Regions from separate parts of the Homo sapiens genome. Here region 1 is linked to region 2. Evidence: chromatin loops called from intact Hi-C (ENCODE). Cell type or tissue: psoas muscle. All regions are shown on one strand. Links, peaks and the distances in the headings refer to the core of each region. The heading gives the core; the rest is flanking DNA.

Region 1 (12,415 bases), core at 2,589-10,588, 53 kb before region 2:
CCAAAGCCGAGCCTCATTCACCCAAATCTTAGCAGGCATAACTATAGCCACCTGTTATCTGGGCATGTTGGCAGCCTCAGGATTTTTGAGCTGTCCTTACCCCCTTATTTTGTTTTGATACATGCCTTCTAATAATCTGGTTGTCTTCTCATTTTCAGGCCATTAAACTCCAGTCATGAAACTGGAGCCTCAGACGATGGCTCCCTTTTACTGGGGACCCTTAGATAGGCCTCTGAGGGAGATCTGACTGCCATTTTCCCAAAACAGCACCCCGCACCCCTGTCAGCAGGAAGCAGTTAGTATCAGTCATCATCCCTATTCTAATGGCAGTTAGATGTACCTCTTCAGAGGGGAGAACTGATAGCAGCAAGAGGCAGACAAATGCCTAGGCAGATAGGGGTGTAGGAACGGGTCCCTGGTGAAACCTGACCTTCAAGCTGAAGACACTTTAAAGCCTAGCTACAAGTCCCAGGCAAATCCATGGACTGGATTGAGAACCTGTCTTCCCATTTGGCATGCTTTCCTCTGATTGATCCCCACCCTCCACCTATTTTACACATACCTACCCTTTCTTTTTTTTTTTTTTTTTTTTTTTTGAGACACTGTCTCGCTATGTCAGCCAGGCAGAAGTGCCATGGTGCAATCTTGGCTCACTGCAACCTCTGCCTCCCAGGTTCCAGCAATTCTTCTGCCTCAGTCTACCAAGTAGTTGGGACTACAGGTGTGTGCCACCACACCCTGCTAATTTTTGTATTTTTAGTAGAGACGGGGTTTCACCATGTTGGTCAGGCTTGTTTCAAACTCCTGATCTCAGGTGATCCACCTGCCTTGGCATCCCAAAGTGCTGGGATTACAGGCACGAGCCACCATGCCAGGCTACATACCTACCCTTTCCTAATTGGTTTTCTACACTATCGCGCCCACCTTTGAATATTGTCTTCACTTTAACTTTTATTGCATACTCACAAACCAATCTGTACACACTCCCCATTCTGAGTCCATAAAAAGCCCCAGACCCAGACACAGAGAGAGAGAGAGAAAAACCACCTGACTGTGGGGGTGAGGGAGCACCCCGTGTCCCCTTAATGCTGAGAGTTGTTCCATAACTCAGTAAAATTCTTCTCCACCCATCCTTACACTTCAAATTGTCAGCATATCCTCCTTCTTTTTAGATGCATGACAAGAGCTCGGGAACCGCTGAACGTCAGTAGAAGCTATAGCACAGGTGGACCAAGTGAGCGGGGTGCCTTGGCCCATGGCCGAGTGAGTCCCTGGTTGGCAAAGTAGCTGAGCAAAATCCTGTGTCACCAGCACTTTGGGAGGCTGAGTTGGGCAGATCACCTGAGGTTAGGAATTGAAGACCAGCCTTCCCAACATGGTGAAACCCTGTCTCTACTTAAAAAAATACAAAAATTAGCTGAGCATGGTGGCACATGCCTGTAATACCAGCTATTCAGGAGGCTGAAGCACAAGAATCGCTTGAACCCAGGAGGTGGAGGTTGCAGTGAGCTGAGACTGCACTACTGCACTCCAGCCTGGGCAACAGAGTGAGACTCTGTCTCAAACAAAAGAAGAAAATACCGGAGAAAATCTTTGTGATCTTGGTTTAGGCAAAGATTTCTTAGATATAACATGAAAAACCTAAATGCCCATACAAGAAATCAGTACAAGAAAATGTTGATAAACTAAACTTCATCAAAACTAAGAACTTCTCTTTGAAAGACACTGCTAAGAGAATAAAAAGACAAGCCACAAACTGAGAGAGAAGATTTGCAAATTACATATCTAGTAAGAACTTGTATATAAATTACATACAAAATTCTCAGAACTCAATAAAAACCAAGCAACTCAATTTTAAAAATGGGCAAAAAATTTGAACTTTACAAAAAAGATATATAAATGGAAAATATGCCTATGACACCCAATATCATTAGTCATCAGGGAACTGTCAATTAAAACAATGAAAAACCACACACATCACAGGATATCTAAAAATGACTAATCATACCAAGTGTTGGTGAGGATGTAGAGCAACAAGAACTTTCACATACTGCTACTGGGAATATAAAATAGTACAAACACTTTGGAAAGCAGTTCAGGAATTTCTTAAAAAGTTAAACATAAACCTACCATATGACCCAGCTATTCCTCCATTCCTAGGGGGTTCCCAGCCCCTGAGCCTAAGAGAAACCAAAGCATATGCCTATACAAAAACTTATATACAAATGTTTATAGCTGCTTTATTTCTAATAGTCAAAAAAACAGAAAGAACCCAAATGTCTATAAATAAGTGATTAGATAAACAAATTATGGTATATCTATGTAATGGAATACACAGCAATAAATAAGAGTGAACTACTGATAAATACAACAACATGTACATGCACCACATTCTAGTAATTCCACTCCCAGGTATGTACTCCAGAGAAATTTTGCACATGTGCACAAGGAGAAATGAGTAAGGATGTTCACAGAAGCATCTGTAATAGTAAAAATCTGGAAATAACCTAAATTGCCCATCAGCGGTAAAATAAATGAAAAAATGTTGGTATTAACATACAGTGGAATATAGATTCACACATTTGTAGTCATAGCATAAAACATGATGGGAATAATTAAAGCAAATGTGGGATAGTGATTACCTGTGGGAAAGTGTGCATGAAGGGGATTAGGAATGGAGAAGTGTACACGGGACCACAGCTGGGCCTGTAATGTTTACATCTTTTTTTTTTTTTTTTTTTTTTTTTTTTTGAGTCAGGGTCTTGCTTTGCCACCTAGACTGGAGTGTAGTGGCAGGATCACAGCTCACTATAGCCTCTGGTCAATTGACCCTCCCACCTCAGGCTCCCGAGTAGCTAGAACTACAGGTGCAGGCCACCACACCTGGCTAATTTTTGTAGAGACAGGGTTTTGCCTTATAGCTCAGGCTGGTCTCTAACTCCTGGATTCACGTGATCTGTCCTCCTTGGCCTCCTAAAGTGTTGACATTACAGGCATGAGCCACTGTGACCAGCCTACATCTTTTCAAAACTGAGAATGTTAGGATCTGAGTAAAGAGTAGTGGATACGCAGAAAATACATTTGTTATGTCATTCTCTAGATTTTTGTTTGTTTAAAATATCGAGTAAATACAAAAAAATACTAAAGTTAATTTTCAGATCTTCGAAAGGTTATTTACAGCAGGGGTCCCCAGCCCCCGAGCCTGTTAGGAACCAGGCCACACAGCAGGAGGTGAGTGGTAGGTGAGCGAGCATTACCACCTGAGCTCCACCTCCTGTCGGATCAGCACAGCATTAGATTCTCATAGGAGCACAAACCCTATTGTGAACTGTGCATGCAGGGGATCTAGGTTGCACATTCCTTGTAAGAATCTAATGCCTGATGATCTGAGATAGAACAGTTTTATCCTGAAATCATTCCCCCTCCAATTTGTCAAAAAATTGTCCTCCATGAAACCAGTCCCTAGTGCCAGAAAGTCTGGGGACTGACGATCTACAGGAGGTAAAATCACTTTACCAGAAAAAAGCTAAAAATAGGGAAAATGTGCACTGTAATTGTCATGGCAGAAAAGTAATAAAAATAAATAAATATTAATAATAGGGAAATAATTTCAAACTCTTTTCATTATAAAGTTCACTTTAAAAATGACAGACTACATTTTGCAAAAATAATCTTAAAACCAAACATCCCATTCCTCTGAAATTAAAACTTCTCTTCACATTATATTATTAATAGCTCTTTTAAAACATTAAATAAAAATACGATAGAATAGCTCTCTGTTATGCCCTCTCATTTCTGCATGCTGATAGCATTTCATGATGCTTTCAAATAAGAAAGTCATCTTTTCTGGCTATAAGTCAACATTCGCAACTAGGATCACAGTTCTTTTTCTTTTTTTCTTTTTTTTTTTTTTAGTCGGATATAGCATTGTAAGAAGGATCATAGTACTGATACTCTGAAATATTTACCTACATAAACTATTTGGAATTCTTCTGCATGGGAGATTTGTCTAGTCTCCCACATTTATGTATTTATTCAATCACTTGTTTATATCATTATGGACTCATAGATATTTATTTTATACTTTGATTTAAATTCAAATACTTCTCTGTGGCATAGATCTGCCTTAAAACCACAAGTGGTCTGAAGTTATACTCTGTGGTTTCACTGATACTATTTAGCTAACTTGTATCTTCAATTCTTGGAAACCTCATTCTCAGATGAAAACACCAAGTTTGGCCAGGCACGGTGGCTCATGCCTGTAATCCCAGCACTTCGGGAGGCCAAGGTAGGCGGATCACGAGGTCAGGAGTTAGAGACCAGTCTGGCCAACATAATGAAACCCATCTCTACTAAAAATACAAAAAATTAGCTGGGCGTAGTGGCAGGTGCCTGTAGTCCCAGCTACTCAGGAGGCTGAGGCAGGAGAATCGCTTGAACCCGGGAAGTGGAGGTAGCAGTGAGCCAAGATCATGCCATTGCACTCCAGTCCAGGTGACAGTACAAGACTCCATCTCAAAAACAACAACAACAACCAAGTTTTATCTCAATAGTACGATCAAAATGTGAAACTTTCCTACCTTTTAAAAAATAAACTTTTGTCTGGGCGCGGTGGCTCACGCCTGTAATCTCAGCACTTTGGGAGGCCGAGGCAGGTGGATCACCTGAGGTCAGGAGTTCAAGACCAGCTTGGCCAACATGGTGAAACCCCATCTCTACTAAAAATATAAAAATTAGCTGGGTGTGGTGGCGCGTGCCTGTAATCCCAGCTACTTAGGAGGCTGAGGCAGGAGAATCGCTTGAGACCAGGAGGTGGAGGTTGCAGTGAGCCGAGATTTCACCACTGCACTACAGCCTGGGCAACAGAACAAGACTCCGTCTCAAAATAAAATAAAATAAAATACACTTTCATTTTAGAATAGTTTCAGATTTACATAACAATTGTGAACAGTACAGGGAGTGCCCATATACCTCACATCCAGTTTCCTCTATTATTAACATCTTACGATAGTATGTTACATTTGTCACAATTAATGAACTACTATTGATACATTATTAGTAACAAACATCTATATTTTACTCAGATTTCCTCAGTTTTAACTAATATCCTTTTTCTATTCCAAGATCCCATACAAGATACCACATTATATTTAGTCGTCATATCTCCTTAGTCTCCTCTTGACTGTGACAGTTTGCCAGACTTTTCTTGTTTCAGATGACCTTGACAGCATTGAGGAGTACTTTTCAGGAATTAAGTAGCATGTCCCTCAATTAGGATTTGTCTGGTGTTCTTCCCATGATTAGTCTAGGGCTATGAGGTTTTTTGGAAGCACGACTACACAAAGTGCCATTTCATCCCATTATATCAAGGAAACACAGTGCAGTATCAACATGGCTTAGTGCTTTTGATGTAAACCTTGATCATCTGGGTGGGACAGAGTTTGCCAGATTCCTCCACTGTGAAGTTGTCTTCTTTTCCCTATTTATACTGCACTCCTGGAAGGAAGTCACTAAGCAGCCCACACTTACAGGAGTGGGGAATTAATTATGCTCTGCCTCTTTGACAGTGAAGTATTTACCTACATAAATTACTTGGAATTCTTCTGCATGGGGGATTTGTCTAGTCTCCCACATTTATTTATTTATTCAATCACTTGTTTATATCATTATGGACTCGTAGATATTTATTTTATACTCTGATTTAAATTCAAATACTTCTTCATTTTGTTGGCTATTGCAAACTCTTTCACATGGCTCCTGTGACCCTTTGACATACTCCCATTATTGGGGAGCAGTTTATTGTTTTTAGTTTTTGAGTACTCCCTTGCTTTCTGATATATAAGATGCTCCAGGCTAATCTTATATATTATCATCAGCCCTTTCTGCAAGGAGCCCTGGTTGTTTTTACTGGAGAATAGTATTACAAACCAAGATAAATGGTGCTAGGTGTTTTTGTTGCAACAGGGATGTCATGGCTTCTGCGCCCTCTTAGCCAAAGGAGGTAGAAAATACATGTACATATACCAACCTATCTATGCATAGCTATAAATACTTTCCACATGTAACCATCTGTATCTACATTAAGCTAAACATAAATTCATGCTGAGCATACTTACATACACCTCCAACTCTTCTAATTCATTATCACACAGGTTATTCTAACTCCTTCCTTGCTTGTCTATAATCTTTCTTTACAGCAATGAAAAATCTGGGAACTTCCTACTTTTCACCTCAGAAAGTTACAAGAGTAAAAGAAGAAATGAATTTATGTTTTGAGAGGAAATCACTTCTTCGAATAACCACATTATTATGTTTTTTGGGCCAGGCGTGGTGGCTTACGTCTGTAATCCCAACACTTTGAGAGGCAAAGACTGGAGAGCTGCTTGAGGCCAGGAGTTTGAGACCAGCCTGGACAATCTAGGGAGACCCTGTCTCTACAGAAAAAAAAAAACGAAACAACTTTTTAAAATTAGCCAGTCACGGTGGCATGCACCTGTTGTCCCAGCTACTCAGAAGGCTGAGCTGGGAGGTCAAGGCTGCAGTGAGCCATGATCATGCCACTGCCCTCCAACCTGGGTGACAGGGCAGGGCAAGATCCTGTTTCAAAAAAAAAAAAAAAAAGTCCTGTTGAAAGCAGTGATATTTAAAGAAGATAGGAAGATTGTGCGGTGTACCCTCTGTGTGTCACCTTAGATGAGGCCAGACCTAGAATCCATAACCCAGATGAGATCATCCTGGCCCCTGGTAGAACGACTCACCACTTTCAGAATTGTCTTTTTTTTTTTTTTTTTTTTTTGAGATGGAGTCTTGTTCTGTCACCCAAGCTGGAGTGCAGTGGTGTGATTTCAGTTCACTGCAACCTCCACCTACTGGGTTCAAGCAATTCTCCTGCCTCAGCCTCCCAAGTAGCTGAGATTGCAGGCACTGCCACCACGCCCAGCTAATTTTTGTATTTTTAGTAAAGACAGGGTTTCTGATTTTTGTATTTTCAGTAGAGACGAGGTTTCCATGTTGGCCAGGCTGGTCTCGAACTCCTGACCTCAAGTGATCTGCCCGCCTCAGCTTCCCAAAGTGCTGGGATTATAGGTGTGAGCCACTGCTCCCGGCCTCAGAATTGTCTCTTGATGTCATAGCCTCATCTTTCATCAAGAGATGCTTAAAGAAACTGCCTGATAAAATCCATTATTACCTCCACTATAAGGCCAATGCCAACATTACTTCATTACCCAGCATCTCCTATAAGAAACAAAGGGGCAAAAAATACTTGCTTCCTTGAGTAAAGTAACAAGTAAATTGTGTCTTATTTAACCACATCCATCATGCTTCCCTTTTCATGTTGTTTGCCAGAAGCTTAGAGTCAAATTTGCTATGGGACTGTAACAACTATATAGGCCCTGACTGGTGATGTGTTTACATTCCCCCAGTCTTAACAACATATACTATGTCATATTTTTCATGGTTGCTGAAATTTTATTTTCTACTCCTATCCTACTATTTTATTTGTGCAGTGTTTTATGCTTCTAAAAACTACCTCAAATCCTTTGCGGAATGAAGTAATATAAATTAATGCACATATAATCCTGTTATTACTATAGTTGTTTAATCTTTGAAATAATAACAGGATTAATGGCCTATAGTGGGAAGCTAGTTAAGAAGAAAAATTTTTACAAGGTTCTTATATAAGATAATGAAAATATTCTCCAATATAGAGAGGAAATAATAAACTGTTCTTAACCTGAATATTATCATTTTCTCATAAGACTCTATAATTTTAAATTCTGGACCACCAGGAAAAATACTTTCCTAATTAGATCCCCTTCAAACATCTACTTTCTCTACACCCATTTCTGTACACCTCTTTTCCCCCAGTAGTGAACCTTTGCCTCTTTTGTTAACTGCAGAAACCATATGGGTGGTGGCTGGACCAAGATTTAAAATCATAACCAATAATGATCAGGAAGCCTAAAAATATACTCAAAGCAAGCATCTTATCTTTGTAAGGAGAAAGGGAAACTAACATTTCTTGAGAACCTGCCACATGGCAGATGATGTTTAGGAGCACTTTATATATACGGTTTCATTCAATCTTTGAAGCAACCTCAGGTGAAACAGGCAAAGCTCAGAAGTTAAGTGATTTGCCTAAGGGCTCCCTGCTATTTAAATGGAAACTTCTAGATTCATACCCCAGCCTTACCTGACTAGCCCAAAAACCTCCTCTGTCCACTCCATCACTCCTTATAAGCAACCACACTGCTTTTATTGTTTTAATTTAATTTTTTTTTTTTGAGACAGGGTCTCGCTCTGTTGCCCAGGCTGTGTGTAGTGGCACAATCTCAGTTTACTGCAACCTTCACCTCCCAGGCTCAAGCCAACCTCCCACCTTAGCCTCCTGAGTAGCTGGGGCTAGAGGCACGTGCCACTGCTCCCAGCTAATTTTTGTATTTTTTGTAGAGGCAGGGTTTCACCATGTTGCCCAGGCTGGTCTCAAACTCCTGAACTCAAGAAATCCTCCCGCCTTGGCCTCCCAAAGTGCTGCGATTACAGGCATGAGCCACCACGCCTGGTCATGCTGCTTTTATAATTTCTTGCCAGTGCACCTAAGCTAGGGAACCTTTTAAAGATGGGAGAACAATTTAATAATGCTTAACAGAATAAGGACGCAAAAAAGCTATTTAAAATGCCCTTCTATGGAGGAATACTTCAGAACCCAGCTCTTTCAAACATGTTCCACCCTATTGGCTCTCAGCACCCTCTCTCTCCCTTGATCTTCCCCAGCACTTAATTACCACCATTGCCACTCATTGTCACTGACTCAAAGTTCTTTACCCTGTGCATTTAAATTGCACACACATGCATGTGCACACACACACCTTGTATCCCCAAATCTGGGTTTCTTAAATGTTGCCACCATGCCTTACACATGCATTTCCCTCTTCTATTCTTCAAATTGTAGTAGATGCACAAAAAGTATCAAATGATTGAATGAGAACACTTAGTCTTTGAAAGGGAAGTTACTGCTGGATATGTAATAGTTGACCTCTCTACCTTCCTCAAAGAAGGCTGTATCCAAATCTATCCCCTCGGTCCACAATAAGGCATTCCTCTCTTACTCCAACAGCATGTTCTGGAAAGCCAGAGAAAAGTACTTACACGTAAAGTAAAATTACTTACAGCATACTATCAACCATTTCTATACTCTCTCACAATGAAATAACCCTGATTCATTAAGGTGTTCCTTGAATTTCTCAGTATAGCCTTGTTCTGTAAGATTCATGGAATTAACTCTTATGTGACAAGGAAGATTTTTAAAGGTTATCTCTAATAAAAATATTGAACAGAATGGAGCTAAGGATTAATATTTGAAAGAAAACCTAAGTTTTATTTATCAAATTTGTATGCAACACCTTCATTCATTCAACAAATACTTTGTGAGTATCTATATGTGCCAGCACTATTCTAGATGCTGAGAAAACAGCAGTGAACAAAACAGACACTAATCCCTGTCTTCATGGAGCTGCCATTCTACCGGGGGACAAAAGCTAGAAAGAACTGTTGATATGCTGGTTGACAAAATTAGGACTCAAAATCCATATAAAGAGGAAACTGAAACCAATAAAACCAAATTTAATGGAGAAAAATACAGCATTTAGAGTTCAGAAATTAAATGGATAAGTATGAACAGGAAGGGGATATATAGCTTTATTCATGCAATACACATTTATTTGTAGGTTCTCTTCCCCAGGAGTAGTTACTGAGGGGGTGGAAACAGGTCCTGCTCTGCTGGGCACTGGGGATCTCAGGTCCCTAATCTCAAGAAACTCATATTCAAGAGACACAAACAACGGCAGAACAACAAACAGTGTGATAATCGACCAAGGTGTGTACTGTGTGTTGTGGGACAACTTAGGAGGGGTATCCAGCCCAGATGGGCAGGGAAAAAATAACCACTGTTTCCTCAGGGTAACACCCAAAGTGACATGGAGGATGAATAGGCGTTCATCAGGCAAAGGATGGGGGAAAGAGGAGGCAGGAACATTCCATGTAAAGGGAATAGCATATGCAAAATTAATATCTGCAAGTGATTCTCTAAGGATGTAGCCAGAATCACAGCAAAGCCATGTCAGTCATCCCAAGAAATACGGACTTTATTCTTTAAATGTCAGAGAGTCAACATTAGGTTTTTAAAACCTGGAATTACATGATCAAACGGTATTTTAGAAATTCCTCTTTGGCAACAGTTTGAAGAACAGAATGCTCATAGGGGAGATTGGGAGGAAGGCAGCTGGAAGGCTGCTGCAAGTGACAAATGACAATTGTCTGAAATCAGAAGTAGCAAGATATCCAAGGAGACCGATTTGAGAGATGTGAGTGATGAAATCAACAGGACTTATGATCCATTAGATTAAAAAAGATGAAGGGAGTGGCAATAGGTTGGCTCTTAAGAGATTTAGCTACGTGGTAAAGTGAGGGGAAGACAGATGCAGAGTTTAAGAATGAAGAAAATGAACAAGTTTGGGGAATGGGGAAAGGAGAGGTGATGAATTTGTTTGAAAATGAAGGCAACTTACTCAATATGCCTGAATATAAAGCAAATTTCTTTTCCCAAAATTATTCCTCAGAGGAAAAAAATAGTTACTGTACATTAAATTCTCTTTCAAAAGTTTCTCATCATGGGGTACTTTCCAAATTTCTGTATTTTGAACAAATTATTGTTTGGGAAAAACAAGCCAGAAACTACCTTTAATTGTTGCTGAGTATGTACGCTACTAGAGGTCACCTGATGGATGGAAGTGTCCTAAAAGGAGCAAAGAATTTTAACAGATATATAATTTTCCTGAGAGCATACCTCACATTTGCAAATTTAGATGTTATAAATTTCAAAAAGCAACACAGTGAGTAAGTAGTTATGTTGTGGAGATCAAAAATATGCACCCACAGAACAAATTAAAAAAACAGCTGTCCTAATATTGTACGAGTAGAGACTTGCCACAGGGAAACTCCTTAATTCCCTGGCTGCTATCCATTCAGGGACTTCTCAGTGGAGTCAACTCAGAGCCTGTTTCCACCCCCTCAGTGTCTACTCCTGGGAAAGAGAATCTGTCTGATTGAGGCCTTTGGTAGAAAGAACTGAGCATGCTCAATCAGCTCCCTCTGGGCTTTTCTTGTCAGTGGCCTGTCATTAGGAGGTCCAAATTCTCTGATTATCCATGACACAAGTTTATGGCAAAGCCTATAGGAGAGGTTTATAGCCAACTAGCTCACTTATATTAATAACTGCTACACCAGCCCTCATCCTTTAAATGCAGAGGGAGGTATTATACAGCCACAGATGATGATGATGATGATATTGATGATATCGATATCTGGGATTTAAAATGTACAATGTGCCAGACAGTCTAGATGCTTCATATATATTAAGTGTCTCAGTCTGTTTTTTGCTGCCATAACAGAATACCAGAGACTGGGTAATTTATAAAGAAAAAACTTTTATTTCTTACAGTTCTGGAGGCTGAGAAGTCCAAGATCAAGGAGCCAGTGTCTGGTAAGGGCGTTACTACTGCATTATAACATGGCTAAGGCCATCACATGCATGAGGTGGCAAGGAAAGGGGGTCAAACACTTCCTTTTATAAGGAACCCACTACTGCAACAACGGCATTAATCCATTCATGAAGGCAGAGCCCTCATAGCCTATTCAACTCTGAAAGGTCCCACTTCTTAACACATGCACTGGGGATTAAGTTTCCAACAAATGAACTTTGGGAGACAAATTCAGCCCATAGGATTAAGTCACTTAATATCAACAGCAATTCTATGAGGTATCTACTCAGTTGACAAAACTGAGACACTGACGTTTTAAAGCTTGCTCAAAGTCACACAAAGTAATGGGTGGTGAGGCTGGAATTTGAGGTGAGCACCCTCACTCTTAAGCCACTATACTATACTGGCTTTTAATTGATTTAACCAAAAATTTTAACATAGCCTACATTAAGAGATGAGAAAAGGAGTAGCACAAAAAGAGTTAAATATTTATCTTCCATAAGGAAGTCTGTAGATAAAAATCTAAGTTTGAAAATTCAAAATACAACCATATAAGCATGCTGTTTTGAAATATGAAGATAACCATAAGAAATGGCTAAAAGAGCTGAAAGCAGTTGATTTTGGAGTAAGGTGCCCAGTATGAGAGGGGAATAGGGCAGAGGAATGCTACTCTTTATTATAAGCCTTATAGAAATCTGATATTTTATACTGTATGCATATAAAACTTTGATAATCATAAAAAATTAATTTTAGGAAGAAAACATACCAACTTTGTTGAAATTAATCTGGGCATATGACCCAGGTCCTGCTTTTAAAAATCATATGATCCATTATGATGAACAAGACTTCACAAAACTACCTATCAAACAGCCTAC
Region 2 (12,415 bases), core at 1,732-9,731:
GTCCTGGTGGAGAAGGACTCTCTGGTAAAGCTTCCCTGGGTATTTGTTTGTTTTGCTAAAACTTTGGCTAATTTTCTCAAAACACACACAATAAGCAAATATTATCATTCTTTGGCTCCCCAGAAAGTCAACAAGCAAAATACCTTGAGCATCCCAAAAGTCTCTTATCATGACCTTTGCTCTTGACTAGTCTGCTTTTGCTTTAACTAGATCACTTCCACCTCTTGGTAGCCATTGCTTTGGTTGTGCTTTGTCTTCAGCATCATACTGGTAAAGCCATGTTTCCTCTCCTATTACAATCCTTCAGACATATGCCACAGGATCTCAATCCCACTTGTTTAAAATTTCATGTAAAGTTCCCTCTTCAATTACAGCATGAACAAGATTAATTTTTTCCTTGAAAATTGACACGGATGGTCTACTGCTGTGGGCTTCCTCTTCAACATCATCTCGTCCCTTCTTAAAGGATGTTAGCCATTTGTAAACTGCTGGTTCCTTTAGAGTATTGTCCCCATAAACTTTTTGTAAAGCATCAATGATTTCACCATCCTTCTACCCAAGCACCACCATAAATTTGATGTTTGTTCTTGCTTCAATTTTAGCAGAATTCATGTTACCCTGATAGGCGCTTTTTAAAAACTGGTGCGATATCATTTCTTAATGTCTCGAACTGTTCAGACATGTTGTAACAAGTTCAGACATGTTGTAACAAGTTAGTACAAGTTGATTTTGGTTCAAAAATATTTTGAAATCCATGCACAGTTTTTTTTCATAGTGTACATTTTTTCCATGAACTTTTCCAAGACCCCTCATACGTTTCTTTATTCCCATACCCACCCCAGCATCTAATAAATACAGACTGAAACAATGTCGACTAGTTCAAAATATGTATCTATTTAATGCATAACAGAATTGCTGCCACCAAAAGACTCACTTCCTAAACAATCCACACTCAAACCAATTTTATAACACTAACTTACCTAATTCTAGTAACTGAAAATGCATACACAGGGTGCAAACATTTAACTATGAAGGCAGCTTTGTTAATCCCCAGCTAGAGGAAAGGCTCTGAACTTTGTCTAAAGCCTATCTGAAAATCTACCACAAGACAGTGTATCAATGTATTTTCACTGTTGTTCCATAAACCATTTCCAGAGTTACAGAATGATCATGCTGCAATGCAGGGAGGAAAGGGTTGAAGGCAACTAGTTTCTATTCACTTATCATTAAGCTTAGAAAAGCTGATCAGTTTTGACAGTTCTAACTCACTGACTTGCTTTCCAAAATACTAAGGATAGTTCCAGCTCAATAGAGTGATTATCCAAAGATTAGTGACCGCTGATTAATTTATCCTCTCAAGTAACCGTAAATAATAGGGATTACATTGCCTTGACGTTCTTCCATAACCCATTCTCAGTTGCCACCAGACACCCAAAGTCATCTTGATGAATTAAGAGGATGAAGACAGATTAATTAGATTAAGCATTACTTTTACCAGACTTTTTTTTCCAAAATAGTCTGCCTCTTGAAGTGGCTCAATATTTGTTTCCTAATCAAAGTACAAAAAATAACTACCACATATACAAAATTAATTATAATACCATACACGTAACAAATGAACACTAAATTATAGAACACCATGTTTTGAAGTCAATATCAAAAACTTACATTGTTCTTTTGATTCCCAACCTTTACTACTATCAAGTCTCTTCTTGTCTGATGTGTTGGCATGGAATTTAAAAGATTGCATGAATTCTATTTTTCAAACTCTGAGGAGAAAAATGCTTTAATTGGACTTTCCTTTTCTTCCCTTCCCTATAATTGTCAGAAAACATATTTACTAGTCAGTAAGCCAGTACTTCAGTTCACCCAGAAGGCACAACAGCAGACAAATGTGGTCAAAATACCACCTTACATGCTGACTTTTGCTTTAATACAGATTCTGTAAATGAAGCCAAATGATATTAAAAGATGAAACAATTACTGGAAGGGTAAAGGTGTCTTGGCTTACAAAAAACGGCAGATATCTATTCTTACACAACTATCAATTCCCTTTCATCCACCCTCTGCTGTTACTGGTTCTTCCTCCAGGGTCACTGCACTTCCAGCACCTTCAGCTGGGCTTCAGTCACAACAGAGCAATTCAGGACCTGAGTCCTGAGAGATCACAGGACAGCACGTGAGTCAACACACACGCCCGCACACAGGCACCGTGCCAACCTGCTCACTCACAACAGTGTGGACAGATCTGTAGTGCTTTATGCATTGAAAAGTACTTTGACACTCTCTTGAGTCTCACTGCTCAGTGTGTGACAGGTAACTAAGGCAAAACACACTTGTGTGTGGCCAGGTGGCTAGTTATTATCTCAATTAGGACTGACTCCCTTCCCAGCCAGAAAGTGCCATAAAGATGACACCTCCTCCCCTAACAAACCTCAAATGTCCATTATGAATGTGCAAAAACAGTCCATATTTCTCAATAAACTGTGCAATATTCCACCCCAGTCCCAGTCAGATAACTTAATTTCACTTATTCTATAATAGTATTATAGTAGCTCTCCTAGATAACTCTTTTAAAGAGTAGAATCTATACTTACTTAAAAGAATTAGCTGTTTTCATTTTGAACTGTGAATGAAGTAGTTGGCTCAGTTACTAAACTCTGTGAATATATAAGATAACATCATCTGCTTGTTGAACAGGTTTTCACCACTGTCAATACTTTAAATTTAAAATACATAAATTAGTTGAAATGACTGTAAGCTATTCTCACAGTCTCTTGGTCTAGAACATCTTAAAAATAAGACTTACAGACCAACTTAATTACATCACAAATGAAAGGAGGAGGAACATGCCAAAAGTCTTTAGCAGTCATGTCAAATTGAAGGAAAAAAATGACTAAGTCTTAAGACGAAGTTTTGGAAATACCTAAGACAGGGATAGTAAAAATATAATTTTGACCCTTGGGAAGACGCAAATCTGAATTAGAGAAATCCAAAGGCTAGAAAGACATTTTAAGGAAGTTCTATTACTTTTTTTTTTTTTTAAGACCAAAGCTAAGAGGTGGCAGCAGCTACAGTGGCCATCTCAGTGCGGCCATACTTTTAAATATAATGATTTCAGTAGAAATGAACTAAATTACCTAGAAGCAGCCCCTGAGTCCGCTCAAGACAGGATTTCTGGGTTTCCATTATGTCATGTTCCTCTTAGAGATACATGTTCTTTCCAAAGCCCCACCACTGGACTCAGCGTCACTCTGAGACTACCAGTTTGCATTTCCAGTTACCTGCCTGACATCGCCCTTGATGTCTTGCTGACCCTTAACGCTCCACATGTCTAAAATGTGAGCCAGCCTTTCCCTGGCAACTCTTTCTCCTCATGCCCCATACCTGTCCATGACATCATCTAGGGCTGTCGACATGATTTTGTGGGGCACAATACAAAATGTATTGTAGGTCTCCCTGATCAAAAATTATTAAGACACAGGCTCCAGATGTAGGCATCAATGCTGTTTCTGTGTTCTTCATCACTGTCCAACCCATTCTTTGCCAGAATTCCTGCAGTCTATCCTTTGAAATGTCTCACATCTGTCCCTTCATTCCCATTTCCATGGCTGACCCTCAAATCTCACTCGGCTTTCGGTCGGGGCTTTGTAATTGGTGTTCCTCCTATTTCTTGCCTCTGCAACCCAGAGATCTTTTTAAAGCACTACTTAGAAACCCTCTTCAGAAATCCTCAGTATCTCCCCATTGCCTCTATTAAATAATGTCCAAGCTTACCTTGGCATTTAGATCTTCCGTTCCCCAGCTCCACCATTCTTTGCCAGCCTTATAGTCTATGACCTTTCACTACATATCCTCGGCCCTCGACAAATCAAACTCCTTGTCATTCACTTAATAAGCCCAGTGTGGAGTCAAGTATAAAGAACCTGGGCCACGAAGCTGGAGACTTAAGTTTAAATCCAGCCTCACTACTTACTAGCCTTAGTAGCCCCACCTAAAACACACACATCATAATTGTTACATGAAAGGATTACTGGATAGATTAAACAAAATAACCTGAAATACATAGTAAACCACAGTCAGAACATTCAGTATTAGAACTGCCTCCCAACCCTTGCCCAGGCCTTACACTCTCACCTCGGATACCCTCTTCTGTTAGATATGCTGAGAAAAGTCTCCCAATCTCGTAACACCTAACTCAAAAACTGAAGCCTTCTCTAGTCAGCTCAATCAGAAGTCATTCTCCCTTCCTCTAAAATCCTATATCTTACTTGCACAGGATTTAGCATGTGCAGCATATTCTCTCAGAGTTACTTATGTATCATTTTGTTTCCCCTCATGACCTCTCAAGAGCATGGAATAAGTCGAATTTGTTTCTTGCGTGGCTCTCAGTACATATTTTGTGCTCAAAAAATTAAATGGGTGGCTGGACATGGTGGCTCACATCTATAATCCCAGCACTTTGGGAGGCCGAGGCAGGTGGATCACCTGAGGTCAATAGTTTGAGACCCACCTGACCAACATGGTGAAACCCCATTTCTACTAAAAATACAAAAATTAGCCAGGTATAGTGGCGTGTGTCTGTAATCCCAGCTACTCGGGAGGCTGAGACAGGAGAATCGCTTGAACCCAGGAGGTGGAAGTGGCCGTAAGCCAAGATCGTGCCATTGCATTCCAGCTTGGGCGACAAGAGTGAAACTCCATCTAAAAAACAACAACAACAAAATTAAATGGGGAGCCGGGCCCGGTGGTTCACACCTATAATCTCAGCACTTCGGGAGGCTGAGGCAGGCAGATCCCTTGAGTCCAGGAGTTTGAGACCAGCCTGGGCAATGTGGCGAAACCCCGTCTCTACAAAAAATATGAAAATTAGCCAAATGTGGTGACATGCACTTGTAGTCCCAGCTACTCAGGAGGCTGAGGTGGGAGGATCACTTGAGCCTGGGAAGTCAAGGCTGCAGTGAGCCATGAGCGTGCAACCGTATGTACTCCAGCATGGGTGACAGAGCGAGACCCTGTCTCATAAAAATAACTAAATAAATACATGCAAACAAAATTTTTAACATACCCCAAAATTAATTAATAAAATATTTTCAACGGAATTAGCTCGAGTCCAGAGGTTGATGCAAGGTGATAGCACTGAAAGAGATTAAGATATGGCTACTCTTGCAGACTTGATCCTCTGAAGGATGAGATGTCACCTGGAAGAATCACAAAGTCCTCATGCCCAAGTCTCTACATGGTTTATTTCCATTCCTATCCCCCGCCCTAAGACAGACCTTGATCAACACCTGGGCTAAGACAGCAGAGGAAACAAGGACATGGTCTACCTGCCAAGATGTGTCAGGTGAGAATCTAAGGCCTAAGATAATCTCAAGCATTCCTTCATTACCTATGGGAATGAAGTTTTACTCTAATATATTCACTGGCATATGTCCTCTTGTATTTTCAAATATTATATATAATTGCCAGGTCATTTGCAGCTTCTAAAGGGCTCAAAAACTGGGAACACAGACTTATAAGCACTGAAATATGATTTTAAACTACTTTTAAAAAATATCATTAGTACTTATCAAATTAGCAAATACTAATAAAAATAAAACCAAACATTGGTAGGGTTTTCAGGAAGCCAGCACATCACTGGTGGCACAATAAACTGATTCAAGTTTTCTAAAGAATAATCTGGCAATGTGTAACAGGTGTTATAAAGTTGTTCATACCCTTTGAACCAGTAATCTCACTTCTGGACGTACACCCAAGGAAGCAATCCAAGAGAGGGGAAAAAAACAATTTGTTCGACGACATATACAGATATGCTACATATGTTGTACAACACTGCCTGCTACTCACTAAACAAAGGAGGCCTGGTTGAGTAACCTAGGGTAGACCAATATGGTAGAACATCACACTTACTGAAACAATTAAGCAGGTGCCTTATGAGATACAGAAAAATGTACCTTAAAAAACGTTTACTGAAAAACAGAAAACAAAAGCAAATATTGACATATAAATGTATAATTCTGCCAGGCCCAGTGGCTGACACCTATAATCTCAACACTTTGGAAGGCCAAGGCAGGCGGATCACTTGAGACCAGGAGTTTGAGACCAGCCTGGCCAACACGGCGAAACCCTGTCTCTACTAAGAATACAAAAATGAGCTGGACATGTTGGCACACTCCTGTAGTCCCAGCTACTTGGGAGGCTGAAGTGGGAGGATGGCTTCAGCCTGAGGTTGAGGTTGCAGTGAGCCGTGATCGTGCCATGGCACTCCAGCCTGAGCAACACAGCAAGACTCTGTCTCAAAAAAAATAATAATTTATAATTATTTATTTGCAAATCTGAAAACCCAAACCCAAAGTTTTTGTAAGAGAATATCAACATTTAATTAGAAGCAAAACTTGATCTGAACTGACCTGAAGCTACTCATGGTCTCTATTTAACTCACTTATCCATACATTTTGCTGCAGAAATGTTAATGTATTTGATTATAGGGTACCTGGGACTCTTCTAGGGGTGTCAGAAAATACAGGTGTCTGTACCAGATTACTTTTTTTAACTCTATTTACTTCAGTAGGGAGCAGGTTACTTTTTTACAATTCAAAAAAATCTAGGCTGGGCGCAGTGGCTCAGACCTGTAATGCCAGCACTTTCAGAGGCTGAGGTGGACAGATTGCTTGAGCCAAGGATTTCAGGACCAGCCTGGGCAACAAGGCAAAACCCTGTCTCTACAAAAAAATACAAAAATTAGTTACGTGTAGCGGCATGCCCCTGTAGTCCTAACTACTTGGGAGGTTGAGGTGGGAGGATCACTTGAGCCCAGGAGGTCGAGGCTGCAGTGAGCCATGATCCCACCACTGCACTCCAGCCTGGGTGACAGAATGAGATCCTGTCTCAAAAAAAGAAAAAATATATATACATATATTTATATATATATATATATATATATATAGAGAGAGAGAGAGAGAGAGAGAGAGAGAGAGAGGGAGAGAAAGAGCGAGAGAGAACCCCAAGTTTCAGATAAACAATTACTATACTGATAGACTATACTGATGATACCCATACATATATAACAACATATACATGTATGTATGTATGTATATATGCATACATGCATCAGTTATAAATTTAGGTAAAAGTGTTAAAGTTTGGCATTCCCTGGCTTTGTTGATAAAACCGCTTAAGGAGAGTGTATTCTTTAAGGAAAGCTAACCTCCTTATAATGATTCATCTGTGGGAGTGAGTAAAAAAAGACAACTGTAGGCCGGGCACGGTGGCTCACACCTGTAATCACAGCACTTTGGTAGGCCGAGGCGGATCACGAAGTCAAGATATCGAGATCATCCTGGCTAACATGGTGAAACCCCATCTCTACTAAAAATACAAAAATTAGCTGGGGATGGAGGTGCATGCCTGTAATCCTAGCTACTCAGGAAGCTGAAGCAGGAGAATCGCTTGTACACGGGAGGCAGAGATTGCAGTGAGCCGAGATCGCACCACTGCACTCCAGCCTGGTGACAAAGCGAGACTCCACCTCAAAAAAAAAGACAACTGTAGATAAACCAAATCCAAATCCCCAAATAATTACAAATTCAAAACCAATAAAACCAAATGTATTACAATTTATTTTTATTTAAATTCAAGTAGACATCCATAGATAATTTCACAACATTTCTTCAGAAAGTTCAGGCTTCAGATCTATTGAGCATCATTTACAGACACCCGTGTATTGAAAGAAGTAATAAACTCTCATGTTTTATAAAGAATCTTCCAGGTGACCCATAAATAGACTAATCTAAAGTTTAAATCATTAGGAAGTATTACTTTAAATGTAGTAGTTTAAATGAACATTTGAAACATAATCTTTTCCTTCCCCTGCTTTGTCTATGCTGAAAAAAAATAACCTTTTTTTTTTTTTTTTTTGAGACAGGGTCTTGCTCTGCTGCCCAGGCTGGCGGGCAGTGGAGCAATCTTGGCTCATTGCACCCTTGACCTCTAGAGCTAGGTGATCCTCCCACCTCAGCCTTTTGAGTAGCTGGGACTACAGGTGCCTGCCACCACGTCCAGCTAATTTTTGCATTTTTCGTAGAGATGGGGTTTCACCATGTTGCCCAGGCTGCTCTAGAACTTCTGGGCTCAAGCAATTCATCTGCCTCAGCCTCCCAAAGTGATGGGATTACAGGCATGAGCCATTCTGCCCAGCCTTAATCATTTTTAATGCAGGTAAAAACCCTCTGAGATTCTGGCCAGCAACAAAATGTGGAAAAAATAGCCTATTTGCCCTCCCCTCTCCATACAAAATAGGATTTTTAGATTAGAAATTATTTATCAGCTGAACATGGTGGCTCACATCTATAATCCCAACACTCTGGGAGGCCAAGGCAGGAGGATTGCTTGAGCCCAGGAGTTCAAGACCAACCTGGGCAACGTGGTGAGACCCCATCTCTACAAAAAAACTTTAAAAATTAGCCAGGTGTAGTGGCACATGCCTGTGGTCCCAGCTACTCGGGAGGCTGAGGCAAGAAAATCGCTTGAGCCCAGGTCAAGGCTGCAGTGAGCTGTGTTCATACCCCTACGCTTCAGCCTGGGCAGCAGAGCAGGACCCAGTCTCAAAAATAAATAAATACATACATACAAATTATTTATCAACTCTGGATTTAATGTTTCCTATATAATTATGCATAAAAATACAAATATAAGTCTATTATCTCCTCTGACCCTTCTTTATGCCTCACCAGCTCCCCTGCCCCTGCAAAAAATGAACAAGAACTTAATGTGTAGTCACTGGCTGAGGCTCAGGTGTTACCACTACATTATAGAGCTCTTAACATTGTGCATCTGATATTAAACATTTGTTTTGAACCAATATCAAAATATGGCCAAAGAATCTGATCTTATTAAAAATCAGATCCTTTTTTCAGTTTAAGCCTATTCCACAGTAACATTTTTCTCTGAGAAGAAGGAGACAAAACATAACACCTACAACTAAAACTCCATACATTTATCATTTATTCCTAAAAAACAACTTACTCTTAAGGGAAGTGTACTTACAGTCAATAACTACATGGCTGGGGTCCTCCTGTCAAAGTTTGAGTGCTACGTTACTACAGGACAACAATGACAACTTCCTGCCCCATTCACACTAAAACATCAATTAACTTTGTGGAATGTCGTTGTTTAAACAACCACTGACAAATGTGAACCCTTTGAGATGCTGCTTTGAAGTTGCAACATAAAGTCAAAACTAATAAAAAGGATAATTAAGATGAAAAGGTTTTTATTAATAAAAACAGTCTCCAGACTAACCTACTTGACTTGGCATTAATACTTATCTACACAGAAAAGTCAATAAATATCACCATTTAATGAACAGGTAGTTTTCTATTTTTGTAATATTAAAACACATCTCAAAATTGGTCTTGGATCCAATCTAAATGAAACACAAATATAAATTTTGGCTTTCTGAACACAGGCAGAACACTGCTGATACAATTTACTCTTTTTAAAAATTTTACTACACTTTTTAATGTTAATTTTATTTTAATTAAAAGTAGAGATGGGGTCTCACTATGTTGCCCAGGCTGTTCTTGAACTCCTGGACTCAAGCGATCCTTCCACCTAGGGTTTTCTTTTTTTTTGAGACTGAGTTTCACTCTTGTTGCCCAGGCTGGAGTACAATGGCATGATCTTGGCTCATTGCAACCTCCAACTCGCGGGTTCAAGCGATTCTCCTACCTCAGCTTCCCCAGTAGCTGAGATTACAGGCATGCGCCACCATGCCCGGCTAATTTAGTATTTTTAGTAGAGACAGGGTTTCTCCATGTTGGTCAGGCTGGTCTCTAACTCCGGACCTCAAGTGATCCGCCCACCTCGGCCTCCCAAAGTGCTAAGATTTACAGGCATGAGCCACGGCACCCGGCCTCCATCAGGTTTTCAAAGTGCTGGGATTACAGGTATGAGCCACCCCGCCCAGCTGCAATTTAATCTTTAGCAAAAAATAGGTACTAGCTGAACTGTAGACCAATGCACCTTTCCGTAGGTGCAATGGACTTTTATCCATTAATTTAATCATTGACCTTTCATTTAGACTTAACTATCTAAAGGATACCTTTAATTGAATTTAAAACTCCTTAGTGAGTGATTCTTAAGTGGAGGCACTGGAGGAGGAAAGCGGCACAGCTCCCCTCACTCACTAAGAGGCATAGATCAGAAGTTCTAGAGGGGTACATTTACTAATTTTTTTAAAGCACACATTCAATATTATAATTCTGTATTTAAAGAACAAGAAAATAATTCTAATTATATCCACAACATAACTAAAAGTAAAGCTTGGCCGGGCATGGTGGCTCATGCCTGTAATCCCAGCACTTTGGGAGACTGAGGCGGGTGGGTCACCTGAGATTAGGAGTTCGAGACCAGCCTGACCAACATGGCGAAACCCTACCTCTACTAAAAATACAAAAAAATTAGCCAGGCATGGTGGTGCGTGCCTGTAGTCCCAGCTGCTCTGGAGGCTGGGACACGAAAATCGCTTGAACCCAGGCATCGGAGGTTGCAGTGAGCCGAGATCACGCCACTGCACTCCAGCCTGGGCGACAGAGCAAGACTCTGTCTCCAAAAAAAAATACAAATAAAAATTTAAAAAATAAAAGTAAAGCTTGACAAAATTTTGGCTGATGGATAAATACAGAGTATGACATTGTCTTCTGCCACTCACAAGGAAAGGCAAACTACACTTGGATGTGTGCAACAAAATTCTGAAGTACCATGAGACTTTTATGTTTATCAAGAGGGGACAAAGGGAGTTACAAACACTGTTTTGGGGCCAGGCACAGTGGCTCAAACCTGTAATCCCAACACTCTGGGAGCCTGAGGTTGGAGGATCACTTGAGCTCAGGCATTTGAAACCAGCTTGGGCAATATAGAGAGACCCTCCCCCACAAAAAAATTTTTAAAAATTAGCCAGGTGTGGTGGTATGTGCCTGTAATCCCAGCTGTTCAGGAGGTTGGGGCAGGAGGATCCCTTGAGCCCAAGAGGTTGAGGTTATGGTGAGCCATCACATCACTGACTGCACTCCAGTCTGAGCAAGAGAGCAAGACCCTGTCTCTTAACAAAAAAAAGAAAAGAAAGAAAGAAAGAAAAAAGATTCACTGCTTTGGTCCACAAAGGAAACATTGCTTTGGTCCACATTCAGTATTTCTAATCTGTATTTCATACTTATGCCCATAATTAAAAATTAGTGAAATGAAAAAAGACTTCTTACTTGAAAATAAGGCAAGCCATTTCTTCATCGACTTTTTTTTAGTTCCTATATGCAAGGTGAGGAATTACTTTTGCTGTTAAAGAAGGCACTTTAACAAAGAGGTATGATCATACACATTTGGCATGTACATTTGAAAGCACTGCTTTCCTCCATTCCTCCAGCCACTGATAGGCTATCTGTCTTATGTGGTGGGTCTGCGCAGTTCCCAGGTGTGCTGGAGTTTCCTGTTCTGAATCTCTGCCAATAAAAACATCCACAGTCCCTGCGTGGGTGGCACCAGGCCAAGGCAGGTGCTCAGAACTGTGGTGAGCTGACTGTTCATGTTATGTTTAGGGTTTAGCTTGTTTTTGTTAAGGTTTGCTTGTTTAATTTGAATATAAGACCAGATTTCTAGCTAGGCGGTGATAACTCTGGAATTCTTTTCCAAAAATGACATCACAGCATTTCTGATGACTTGAGTAGGAGACACTATTGAGAGAATATTCTAAAGAACATGCAAGTAAATATGTAGTAAATAGTTTCAGGCTGGGGACAGGAGTAGGATTCTACTTTCAGGACAACTTTGACATAAGTACAACTTTTTTCCAGCCAAAAAGCTGCTCTTAAGTTCAACTTAATAAAAGTAAATACTGATATCAATCCTAATACTGTGCAAGTTGCAACTTTCTTATCTATCCATGGAGGTAATGACATACCACAAGGCTACTCTAAAAAATAATGTACATGAAAGCCTTTTCTTTATGGTAATGGAATGTATTACTCCATTTTCATAGTGTTATGAAGAAATATCTGAGGCTGGGTAATTTATAAAGAAAAAGAGGTTTAATGGACTCACAGTTCCACATGGCTAGGGAGGCCTCACAATCATGGTGGAAGGTGAAAGAGGAGCAAAGGCATGTCTTACATGGCAACAGGCAACAGAAAGTGTGCAGGGGAACTGCCCTTTATAAACCATCAGATCTCATGAGACTTATTAACTATCACAAGAACAGCACAGGAAAACCTGCCCCCATGATTCAATTACCTCCCACCAGGTAATTACCTCCCTCCCATGACAAGTGTGGATTATGGGAGCTACAATTCAAGATGAGATTTGGGTGGGAACACAGCCAAACCATATCAGAGAATATAAAAATTACCACTTTAACAAATAT

What was found. Hi-C counts contacts between places; a loop is a spot of excess contacts. Peaks named below come from ENCODE experiments on the same cell type or tissue, not always from the same donor. Only the 100,000 strongest peaks of a DNase experiment are listed, where the experiment ranks them.
Region 1: it touches region 2 in a loop (5-fold over the local background); 2 of 110 quality-filtered maps call a loop at or near these places.

The regions. Positions count from the first base shown.
Region 1 is chr6:111,149,404-111,161,818 of GRCh38, reverse strand. The region is part of intron 1 of SLC16A10 (solute carrier family 16 member 10); the gene reads right to left. Among named protein-coding and RNA genes, the nearest start is that of SNORD166, 42 kb to the right of the region's middle. In psoas muscle, for the core only: no CTCF peak of the experiment used is centred there; a DNase peak (open chromatin) is centred at 6,538.
Region 2 is chr6:111,095,527-111,107,941 of GRCh38, reverse strand. All of the region lies in intron 1 of SLC16A10 (solute carrier family 16 member 10), which reads right to left. Among named protein-coding and RNA genes, the nearest start is that of SNORD166, 12 kb to the left of the region's middle. RefSeq lists an enhancer at 1-1,037. In psoas muscle, for the core only: a CTCF peak has its summit at 2,010; a DNase peak (open chromatin) is centred at 2,201; H3K4me3 peaks cover 434 bases; H3K27ac peaks cover 2,051 bases.